Regions from separate parts of the Homo sapiens genome. Here region 2 is linked to region 1. Evidence: chromatin contacts called from ENCODE Hi-C or POLR2A ChIA-PET data. All regions are on one chromosome and are shown on one strand. The core of a region is the stretch at or near the end of the contact, and the rest is flanking DNA. Distances in the headings are between cores, read along the strand shown. Region 1 overlaps LOC105370360 (a long non-coding RNA gene). Region 2 has its middle 83 kb from the start of IRS2.

Evidence for each region. A loop is a pair of places that touch in the nucleus more often than their neighbours do. ChIA-PET counts read pairs that join two places held with the same protein, here RNA polymerase II (POLR2A). Pooled maps may share reads with other maps.
Region 2: a map of PC-9 shows a loop between it and region 1 (3-fold over the local background). The contact joins two enhancer-like sites. A Hi-C loop is called at or near these places in 7 of 168 maps with a recorded cell type or tissue (Caco-2, Calu3, PC-9 and 4 more) and 5 of 50 pooled maps. POLR2A ChIA-PET finds 5 or more read pairs at or near these places in 1 of 52 experiments (activated T-cell).

The regions. Positions count from the first base shown.
Region 1 is chr13:109,800,765-109,806,132 of GRCh38, forward strand. All of the region lies in intron 1 of LOC105370360 (a long non-coding RNA gene), which reads left to right. Among named protein-coding and RNA genes, the nearest start is that of IRS2, 17 kb to the left of the region's middle. RefSeq lists an enhancer at 2,258-2,552. Within about 2 kb of position 3,212, at least 3 of the 41 ENCODE cell types and tissues checked have a DNase peak (open chromatin) inside an H3K27ac peak, as active enhancers do; they include PC-9, where a contact is called at or near this core.
Region 2 is chr13:109,866,955-109,872,322 of GRCh38, forward strand. No RefSeq gene overlaps it. Among named protein-coding and RNA genes, the nearest start is that of IRS2, 83 kb to the left of the region's middle. Within about 2 kb of position 2,802, at least 18 of the 41 ENCODE cell types and tissues checked have a DNase peak (open chromatin) inside an H3K27ac peak, as active enhancers do; they include PC-9, where a contact is called at or near this core.

The sequences.
Region 1 (5,368 bases), core at 1,962-4,461:
ATTTTTTAGTATAATCACAAGGCTGTGAAATTGTCATCACACTCTAAGTCTGGAATATCTTCATCACCCCAAAAAGAAACCCCAAGAAACTTTGTGCCCACAGCAGTCACTTTTGAGTTCCCCTCCCTTCACCCCTGGCGGCCATAAGTCTTCTCTCTGTCCCTGTTCATCGTTATGTTTTTGAGAGAAATGTATTACGATTTCTGAAGTCGTAGTTCATCTTTTTCAGTTGTAATAAATATATAACTGTTTTTCACTTCTGCCAATAGAAATTTAGGTTATTTGTAGTTGTTTTTAAAATTTCTATTTGAACATGACTTGTTTTTTTAAAAAGTATGTTTCACAATTACACACCTTTTAACAATTAAAGTGCCTTTTAACAATTATTTATGCATACATATATATTCTTAGGCACACTGTTTTAGACAGAAGAATAGAATTGCCAGTGTTAATTCTGTCCACCTTTAATTTTAATGTGTAATAAAAATCATTTTCGAAAGTAAGTGTACAAATTGAAAATTCCACCAATAAGGTGTCATTGTCTTTTACAATTTTTCCCATTGGATTGTAGTCATTGTTTATAGAGGCCATGTGTTAATCTTTTATAAAAATCGATTTGTCAAATTTATTATTTGCTTTTTATTTTCTTTATGTTTTCTTTTGAATGAACATCAATTTTAAATTTTAACTGAGTAAAATTTATCAAGTTTACCTTTTGAGTTTTGTGCCTTTTTCATTTTGTTTTAATTTTTTTCTCTATCGCCAAATTTTCAAGTACTTACTCCTGTATTTCCTTTCTCTCTCTCTCTTTTTTTAGCTTTAATTCACCTGCATTATATGTTTGTGCATGGTGTCTGATAGTGGCTCAATTTCAGTTTTTTTTTAAATTGTTTCCGAGGCGTGTTTCAAATATTTGACTTTTTCCCACTGGTCTGAATAGTGCTTCTCAGATACGGCAAGTCTCTAGGTTTGCATGAGTCAGCCTCTGTGCCCTCTGTTCTTTTCCCCGATGTTCTTTTTGCTTCTTCTTATGCTATTACCACACTGTCTTAATTACTATATTTTATTAACAAATCTCACTTTCTGGTAGACCATTTCCTTCACCTACTTCTTCACTTTCCTTCAGGAATGTCTTGGATATTTGTAACTCTTTTCCTTATGATTTAGCATCAGCTTGACAAGTTTAATAAACCTTGTTAGGACTGAGATAAAATTAGAAAGATTGGACATCTTTAAGGTACTGAGTTCTCCTAGCCAGGAATGTGGCACGTTTCCCTATTTCTTTAGGGAATTGTAAAATGTCTTTTTATAACGTTTTATAATTTTCCCCATAGAGATCTTTAAAATATTTTGTTAGATTTATTCCTAGCACCTTATATATTTTGTTACTCTTGTAAAAAGTATCCTTTTTTTTTTTTTTTTTTTTAGAAACGGAGTCTCGCTCTGTCGCCCAGGCTGGAGTGCAGTGGCACGATCTTGGCTCACTGCAAGCTCCGCCTCCCGGGTTCACGCCATTCTCCTGCCTCAGCCTCCCGAGTAGCTGGGACTGCAGGCACCTGCCACCACGCCCGGCTAATTTTTGTATTTTTAGTAGTAGAGACGGGGTTTCACCGCGTTAGCCAGGATGTTCTCGATCTCCTGACCTCGTGATCCGCCCGCCTCGGCCTCCCAAAGTGCTGGGATTACAGGTGTGAGCCACCGCGCCCGGCCAGTATCCATTTTTAAAAACTACATTTTCTCTTTGTTGCTTGGGTAGAGAAATAAAATCAATTTTTAATTTATCTTATATCTGATCATTTTGTTAAACCCTCATATTAATTTTAATGCTTTAAAGATGTTTAGAGGGAAATATTTTATAAATACACAAATAATACCATTTCATGTGTCGCTTACAGATTTTCTCATCTTATTGAACTGGCTAGAGCCACCAATGTATGCTGTAAAAGCAACCTTGTTTTAATCCTTTTTGAAAGGGAATGTTCCAGATTCTACCATGTGGTACCATGTTTGTGCTAAGATTTTGGTAGGTTCAATTTTTTTCAGTTTAAAGAAGTTCTCCTCTAGCCCATTATGCCAATGAATTTAAGCTGAATGGATATAAAAATTAATCAAATATTTTTTAGTGCCTACTGAGGTGATCTTACGCCTTTCTAGTTTGATTTATAAGTAGGGCTAACTATATTAATTGATTTTTCAATGTTAAACAAAATTTACATTTCTGGAATAGATTTAACTTGGTCGTTCTTTAACTTTGCGTTCCCCTTAAAAAGGACCTTGAGAGAAGGGCTCAGCGTCTGATAGTTCCAGCATCTGGCTGTGGAGCTGTATGGCTGAGTCATCATCTGTTGGTTTGTTTGCTGACTTCCAACCTTTGTGCCTAGATATTGAAGTCACCTTCTCTCCCTTTGAAGGGCAGAGACTTTGTGTGTTTGTCCTTTCACTCAGCATGGCTCTTGGAGTTTCTGGCTGCATGAGAAGGTCCTGGGAGACTCTTCCCTTCCAAGAGCCTCCATGTTGTCTTCTGCCTTTTGGGGCTACTGAAACCGCAGCACAAGGTGTAGGGAAATTACCAGGTTCCCCCAGAGCCGTCGTTCCTTGCACCGCCTTTCCACGATGTGTGTGCCCCCTTTTGTTTTGTCCCCTGGGATTTCTCCTACACTCTTGCGAGGTCATTATGAACTTAAAAGGATGTGGATTTTTATTTTATTTTATACCTTAGAGGTCTTTTATAGCAGAGATTTTTCAGGGCATCAAGACTAGACGTTTTGCCCAAAAGGGAAAACCAGAGGCTTTCAATTTTTTTTTGAATTCTATCTAAAAACCTTTTTTATGGTTCATTCTTTGTTTTTGTACTAGAAAGAACATGTAACTATTTTATGTATAGTCTTTAAATGACATTTGATGTAAATACAGTGTCACAGCAATAGATAGCAATACCAAATAAAATACATTTCAAAGAAGCTGCTTAAAAATTTAAAGATATTGAACCCTAAAAGGATGACTTATTTCCTCAATAAATCATGTAGGAATGGAAGCTTATTTGCAGTATGAATTGTATTTTGTAGTATGGGAAAACAAAGGATAGAAGAGAAATCCTCCTTTCCTTAACTAGCATATTTCAGTAATGTGACACCCTGGGAGGAGATGACAAAGAACCTAGTTTTGAGAGGCACCTTTTGCCATTTACTTCTGGCTGGTCAGGAGTGCCACATAAAGCCACACACAACTTCAGGAGCACCACCCACAAATACTACACTATGAACAGGGCTCCCTGGCTGTGTACAGTGTGGCTGCCCTGATCCTGCGGCAGATAACATTCCTGAACATTTAGTTACTCACCTGTGACATCAGAATCATAGTAAAGTTCATGCAATGAATAAAAAGGATAATATGCATGAAATCACTATATAAATGTTATTATCCCCACCATGCACACCTTTGAAAGAACATTTAAAATTGCCACAAATTCTGCTTGATTTTTGCCACTCATTTAACTTCTTAAAAACTTTAACTTACATAATAAAGCCATAAAAACAGCTCGGTTGAAGCGAAGGGCAGCAGCAAAGAAACTTGCTCGTCCCAGTTGCCCGCCATCCACTCCCTTTTCATCTCAACAGTGAGTTAGGTAACGTGATTCCTTTTCTTTTTCTCTTTCTTTGGAACACAGAACATGTCTGTTAGCTCAGCACAACATGAAGTGAAAGATAGGATCACAGGAATTGTAACTGCTCTTCCTCTTGCTTTACATTCTCCTGTCTGCCAAAGAAGAATGCCTAGCCCCTCAGTGTCTGGTTCAACATACAAACACATACATTTGTCTCTAAGGGGACTCTTTTATCAGTTGGTATCTCCAGCTTTTCTCTCCCCTAGCCTGTGTCCCTCCTCCACATCTATCTTTCTTTCTTACTCAACTTGACGAGCCCACAGACACCTTCACTCCCTGTGAAGCGATGAGAAATGTCCTTATTTCAATTGCGGGTGGACAACCGTCTCCCACTGTCTCCTGGTGCCATCTCTAATCTTACGGCCTCACTGGAGTTATCCAAGGTCCTGAAGACACCCCAGTGACACTCCCCATCTCGCGGTTTGGAGGTTGCAGTTCAGGCATCAGACTCTCTCCAGGCAACAGACATCTGCACTGGCTGGACTGCTGCTACCTAGCGGGGTGGGGTGTGATGGACAATGGAGTCCTATACTACGGGCCTGTCATCCTGGGTCTGTTCTGCCCAGTGGAAGCTGCCCAGGCTGCTGCAGGAGTGGTGATGCTCATGCCACTTGGCCACTTGACCTTGCTCTGCATAACCTAATGACCGCCATCGTTTAATGGTTGCATCATATTCCATCACATGGTCAATAGTCATTTTTCTCTACTTTTTTATTGTTAGGTATTGCTTTTTTTCTTATTTCTTTCAATGATAAATGCTGGTTTGATGAATATGGTATACATTTATTTTGTTTGTGTTTCGCATTATTACTGGGGAAGAACAGATTCCTGAGTGTAGAAATACGGATTCAGAAGTTCTGCATGTTTTTAAGCTTCACATGTATATTGCTGAGTTGCTTCCTGCAGAAGTTAGCCCAATAGCATATAACCGTGCCTCTTTTTTCCCCATTCTCTTCAGCGCTGTTTTAATAGTGTTAAATATTTGTACCTCGTGATAGTGCAAAATTATGTCCCCATGTTTCAATCCTCTCTCCTTTGATTACTAGAAATGTTGAAGTGTTTTCATTATTAAGCACAGGTGTAAATCCATTTCTACAGTTTTGCTAACTTTTCTTGGTTTGGTAATGTCTTTATCACCAATTTATGTGAATTTAGATTATAGTAAGTTTATTAAACCTTTGTGATGTATTTGTTATAAATATTTTTCTGAATCATTAGATAAGTTATAATTTTGTTAATTATATGTGTTGGCCCACAGAAGTTTAAAATTGCTATGTACTCAAAATTTTTCCATTGTGGTTTACTTAATACATTTTCACACTTAGAAATTTCTTCCTTGTCTGGTGTTGCTTATGCTTTCTTAGAATTTATTATGTCCTTATGTATTTAATGCTTTTATTTTGATAAATGGTGAAAATAAAAATCAAAACACTTCTTCCCAAGACTGTGTATTTAATGACCTATCATTTCCCTGTTGATCTTTATTATTTTTTCAATTATAAATAATATTTTGGCAAATTTTGTTATTCATAAAGTTGTCATGATTTAAATTCTTCTGTAGGCATTAGTAAATATCCAGCGTAAGTGGGTACTTATTTTTACCAAAGAATATGTACAAAAATATTCCTGGCACTATTTCAATAGTAGCAAGGACTATAACAAGCTAAATATCCATCAAAAATAGAACAGACAAAAAGTTAGAAT
Region 2 (5,368 bases), core at 1,552-4,051, 66 kb after region 1:
ATATAAATGTGCACCACAGACTAAATATGCACCAAAATAGCAATACTATTTGTAGTAGTCCCAAATTGAAAACAACCATTATGTCCTTCAATCATGAAATGGATACACTGTGATATATTCACACAGTGGAATACTATTTAATCAATGAAAATGAATAAAATGTAGCTATACCTAACACCATGGATGAAATGTATGACATAATGATAATCAAAAGGGGTCAGAAACAAAACAGTACATGGCATGATTTCTTCTTTATAAATTCCAAAATCAGTAAACTAATCTATGTTGATAGAAATAAAGGGAGTGGGACCCTCTGGGAAGGCGGGGGTGATCAGTCTGTACACGTGTGTGCACATTTCTGAGTGTATATTTTATGTCAATAAAAAGTTTTAAAACCTCTTATAAAAAATTTACAGAAGACAAGAAAAAGGCTGTGGATACAGAGCACGTCATCTGTCTGTCCATCTGTCTGTCTATCTGTCTGTCTGTCTGCCTGTGTATATGTCTGTCTATCTATCTGTATATCTATCATCTATCTATCCATCTATCTATCATCTATCTATGTATCTATCAGTCTATCATCTATCAATCTATGTATCTATCAATCATCCATCTATCTCTCCTGTCTACCTATCATCTATCAATTCATCTATCATTTATCAATCAATCTACCTCTTTATCATCTATAAATCTATATTTGTTTCCTAGTGCTGCCCTAACTATGTACCACAAACTGGGTAGATTAAGCAGGAGAAACTTGTTGTCTCACAGTTCTGGAGTCGAGAAGTCAGAAGTCAAGAGGTCAGCTGTCTGAAAGTTGTGTGGGAGAAAATGCTCCATGCCTGCCACTCAGTCTCTGGTAATCTGCTAGCAATCTTTGGTGTTCCTTGGCTTCTGCTTCATCACCCTAATATCTGCCATCATCTACATATGACATTCTCTGTGTGTGTGTACGTGTGTTCAAATTTTCCTCCTTTTGAAGGATGCCAGTGATATTGAATCAGAGCCAACACTAATGACCTCATCTTACCTTGACTACATCTGCAAAGACTCCATTTCCAAACAAGGTCAGATTGTGAAACTCTGGGATTAGGGGAACATAATTCAACACATAACACTATCTATCTATGTCTATACACACACACTATCTATCTATGTCCGTGTACATGTGCATGACCATAAAAATACTTGGAATCCTTTAATAAAATCCTGCCTTTTGATCAAAGTTTGCTCTTGGAAAATACAATTTTATTCTAACACCTAGAGGAAAATTTTTATAGCTCACTCCAAAGTACATATTCAGTTTGTATTTAACACATAATCTGGGACAATAAAAAATGCAGCCTTGATAACTTGGCTCTAGATGTATGACTAAAACACTGAAAATGGTCCAACATCATTTTTAGGTAGTAATTATTGGACCTTAATGAAAAATCACTCAATGGAGAAAATGGTGTTAATAGTATGAGTTACAATTAGATTAAATTGCTGTTTCATGCAGTTATATAGTGAAATGTCAGGTGTTCTTGTAATTTAAGAAAATACAGTTAGAATTAATGCTATAAAAGAGTAACAGGCAATGACAATTTCTGATTCGTGTCTGCAGGGGCTTGAGGTGATAGGAACTAAGTTCTTGCCCTCTGTTGGCCCCTTTGTGCTGTAGTCAAGGGGGCAGCACTGGCCCCCTCCTGCCTGGCATCTCACCCAGGAGAAGAGCTGAGCAGAGCAGTGTCACCTTTATCCCACTCTTAGCAAAACATCGTGATGTGCTTGTACTGTGAACAGTGAGTCAGGAACATGCTTAGATAGGATGCAGATCAATCACACTCTCATCTGCATGGTGCTTTGGAGAGAGCAAAGTCTTCTCATGTGTTTTGAACATTCTTTGGATTTAGTAAGGCAACTATAACTACTCCTCTATTAAACAGATAAGGTTAGGGACACACCTGCCTCCCTGGGTGCCCATCAGATTTAAATGTGGTAATTCCTGGTAAGTGCTAAGCACCATACTTGGCACACAGAAAGCGCTTGACATATACAGCTTTATTTATTAGAATAAGTTTTATAATGAGTTTTAATGTTATTGCCTCTGCAAGATCATAAGGCTTAAAACATTCTGAGGAAGCACTTGACCTAAGGTCATCAGACTTCAATGTCATTTCAGATTGCCTTGAAACATGAAAAACAACTACGCTGCAGCAAGGGATGAAAAATCCTGAGTCACCAAAGGTCAAGTCTTGGTAAACAATATCATGGCTTCAATGCCAATTCCTGTCAACCAGCAAGATTCACTGTTATGTGAGTGCCTTTTTGAGATAGATGAGAATAAAAATCTGGTTGTCACTCTAATTTCTAAGAAAATCCCAGCCTGGGCTCGCTAAATGGGAAACACAGCAATAGGTTTCCACTAACACGGTGTCCCCATTTGTCCTCGAGGTTCATGGCAGGAAGCAAATCAGACACCTGGCCCAGTCGCCTCTCTGATAAGGAGTGGGAGAGAATGCCAGCCATGCATTTCGCGACTCTCCCTCTGCTCGTTCCCAGAAGCACACATTGAAGCTTCCTTTCCAGGGAAAGAAAAAGGCCACATTTCTGGGGAAAAAAAAAAAACTTGAAAAATAACCAAGCACTCGCTGCACATAAAACAGCTGCTGCGTGCAGACCACTTGGTGCAGCCACGACGCGGGGGAGAGTGAAGACGGGCAATTCCGGGGCGGTCGTGTCATCTTTCTGGGTGAGTACACACGTGACACCGAGAGAAGAGAAAGTGGTTTCCCAGGTTGGCGGCACCAGCACGTTGCCAGGCAATGAGCCAAGACCGAGGGCTCAGACAAAAGACAGAGCGGCCGACTGGGCTCAGCGGACACACAGCGCAGAGCCAGCTGCTGGCTGGGAGGACGCCCTGCAGCCTCGCAGGGAACGTGGGCTCCGGCTTCCAGAGGGCAGCGCCATTCGCTCACAGACGGCCAGGAGACCCTCCCTGTGCAGGCAATGCCGGGTGAGGCATCGCTCCTGAAGAATTAATCAGAAACTCAGAAAAATTCCGCCGAGCAGAAGCCAGATGAGAATCCGACTGGAAATCTAGAAGGAATCTGACCAGCATCGCAAAGAAGGGGAGGAGCTGAGTGGGAAGGCAGCCTCAGGGAGCTTCCCCGGAAAGATGGGCCTGCTCATTCCATCCCCGACAGGACTGTCAGTCATTTCACAACCACGGCTGCTGATGAAGACAATCAAACAGCAGCAACCTTCTGAGGTCAAGACAGTGCTGGGCGTCTCTCGGAGTCACTCCCCTATCTTTTCGTCTGTTCTCTCAGGACAGCTTGGTGACGTTGCTAAGGAAGGAATTTGTGAAAATGAGGAAGCGGCCCCAGAATCCTTGTTGTTTTTCCCCAAACCTGGCTACTGGTGGTCAGAGTGACCTTGAGGTGCCTCACAGGGTTGTTCCAGGTGGCCCAGGTCTGCACCCTCTGACCCATGGCCGACCATCTCCATGGCCTGTAAAGGTGCTTCTCTTAGGTGCCACCCAAGTGCCACGGCAGTGTCAGAGGGAGGCCCATAGCCAGCCTCCTGAGTCAGAGCCTTTGGGCTGGGACCGGGGCAAGCACATTTTTAGAAAGTTCCTCCAGGACACGTTTGGTGGAGCTCATCCATAATGCTCTCTGGACAACCTTTGGACTAAGTAACTTTCCTAAAGTCTCTCAACTCAGTGGCCACCACCTTAGAACTGGGAACTGTCCCTCAATGCCCACTCAGGTATTTCTGCCATGCCCTGTGTAATTTGGCCTTTCTAGACCCAGCTTTCTTCTCCCACATGGAGGCCGTGGAGGACTGCCTGTGAGTCCTGGTAACACTCCTCCACATCTTGGCAACTCCAAGATTGTTATTGATTTTCCACTTGGAAGGCTGTTATCTGTTCTTTGACAAACTCTTATCTATCCTCCAGAACTCCCTGGGAAGCTTTGGACTTAGATGTCTCCATCGCAGGCACACCCCAGCGAATATCTTATCACCATGAGCTGCGCTTGCTGATCTCATTTATTCTTCATGAAATATTTGTGGATTTTCTTTTTGTGGCCAGGCACAGGATAGACTTAGAACAGCATCCACTTTGTGAAACAAGTAGGACAGGAATGCAGATGAGTAAGGGGCAAGACAAGAAAGCACAGTGAGATGTGAGATGTGTCCTGCTAGCATGGGTGGCGGGTGGCACACAGCAAACTTTGGGGAGTCAGGAAAGGCTTCCAAGAAAAAAAGTGTCTGGGAGTTACTCATCAACGGCATAAAGTTTCAATCAACCAAGATGAGTAAGCTTCAGACAGCGGCTGTACACCATTGCATCTGCAGTCAGCAATAACACACCGACACCTAAACATTGGTTAAGACGGTGGATCTCATGTTAAGTGTACTAACCATAATAGAATTAAATATGAGAAAGAAACAATGTCTAAACTGAGACCTGTGAGTTAAGAAGGACTTAACCAGGTGAAAATGGAGGCAGGGATTCCAGGAAAGAGGCTTTGCAAACAATCTGTTGTCTCCTCTAATACACCTTAAGCCCCTCAAGAGCACAAACCATGTTCATTTGGCCTGAATTCTGAGTACCTAGTGAAGGTTCAATACATTTTGGTTAAATGAATAATCAACTCAGCTGCTGATATATATATATATGTTTGAGATATACATATATCTCATATATATATCTATATGAGATATATATATGAGATACATATATGAGAGAGATATATATATGTATATTTCTCAAACATGTATAAATATATGTGTGTATACACACTCACACACATATATACACATAAGAGGGCATTGAGAGAGAGATTGGCATTTGCAAAATAATTTGTTGCTCAAATTCAGAGGTATTTGAGCACGTTATCTTCTTGCAAATAATAGAAAATTGTACCATGATAACCCATGCAATCTCTGCTTAATACATGAGGAAGAAGATGCAAATCTATGTTCTTTCTTTTACCAGGACCTCACTATAGGAAGAAAAAAAAAGTAAAGCAACCTCGCAGGTATCTTTGCTGGTTAACATCATAGAGTATGAAGGGTATCTTGATGTGATCCATTTTAAGCTACAAAGTTTCTTACAGTCATACTCAAAACTGGCAAAATACAGGACATCATACACATTTTCATATTTTATTCTAATGTTTATTCTGAGGTCAACAATATAAATTAGTTTCTGAGATGCGCAGATAAATTAAAATTCCATGCAGGTGACCATAGACATACCCCTACTATGTGTATCTGTCTAAACTATAACCGGAGAGGACTACAATTAATCCCTTAAGCCCTTTATCTTCTTTTCGTCTCCTGCTTGGTTCTACGTAAACACCTTTGCTGAACTGGA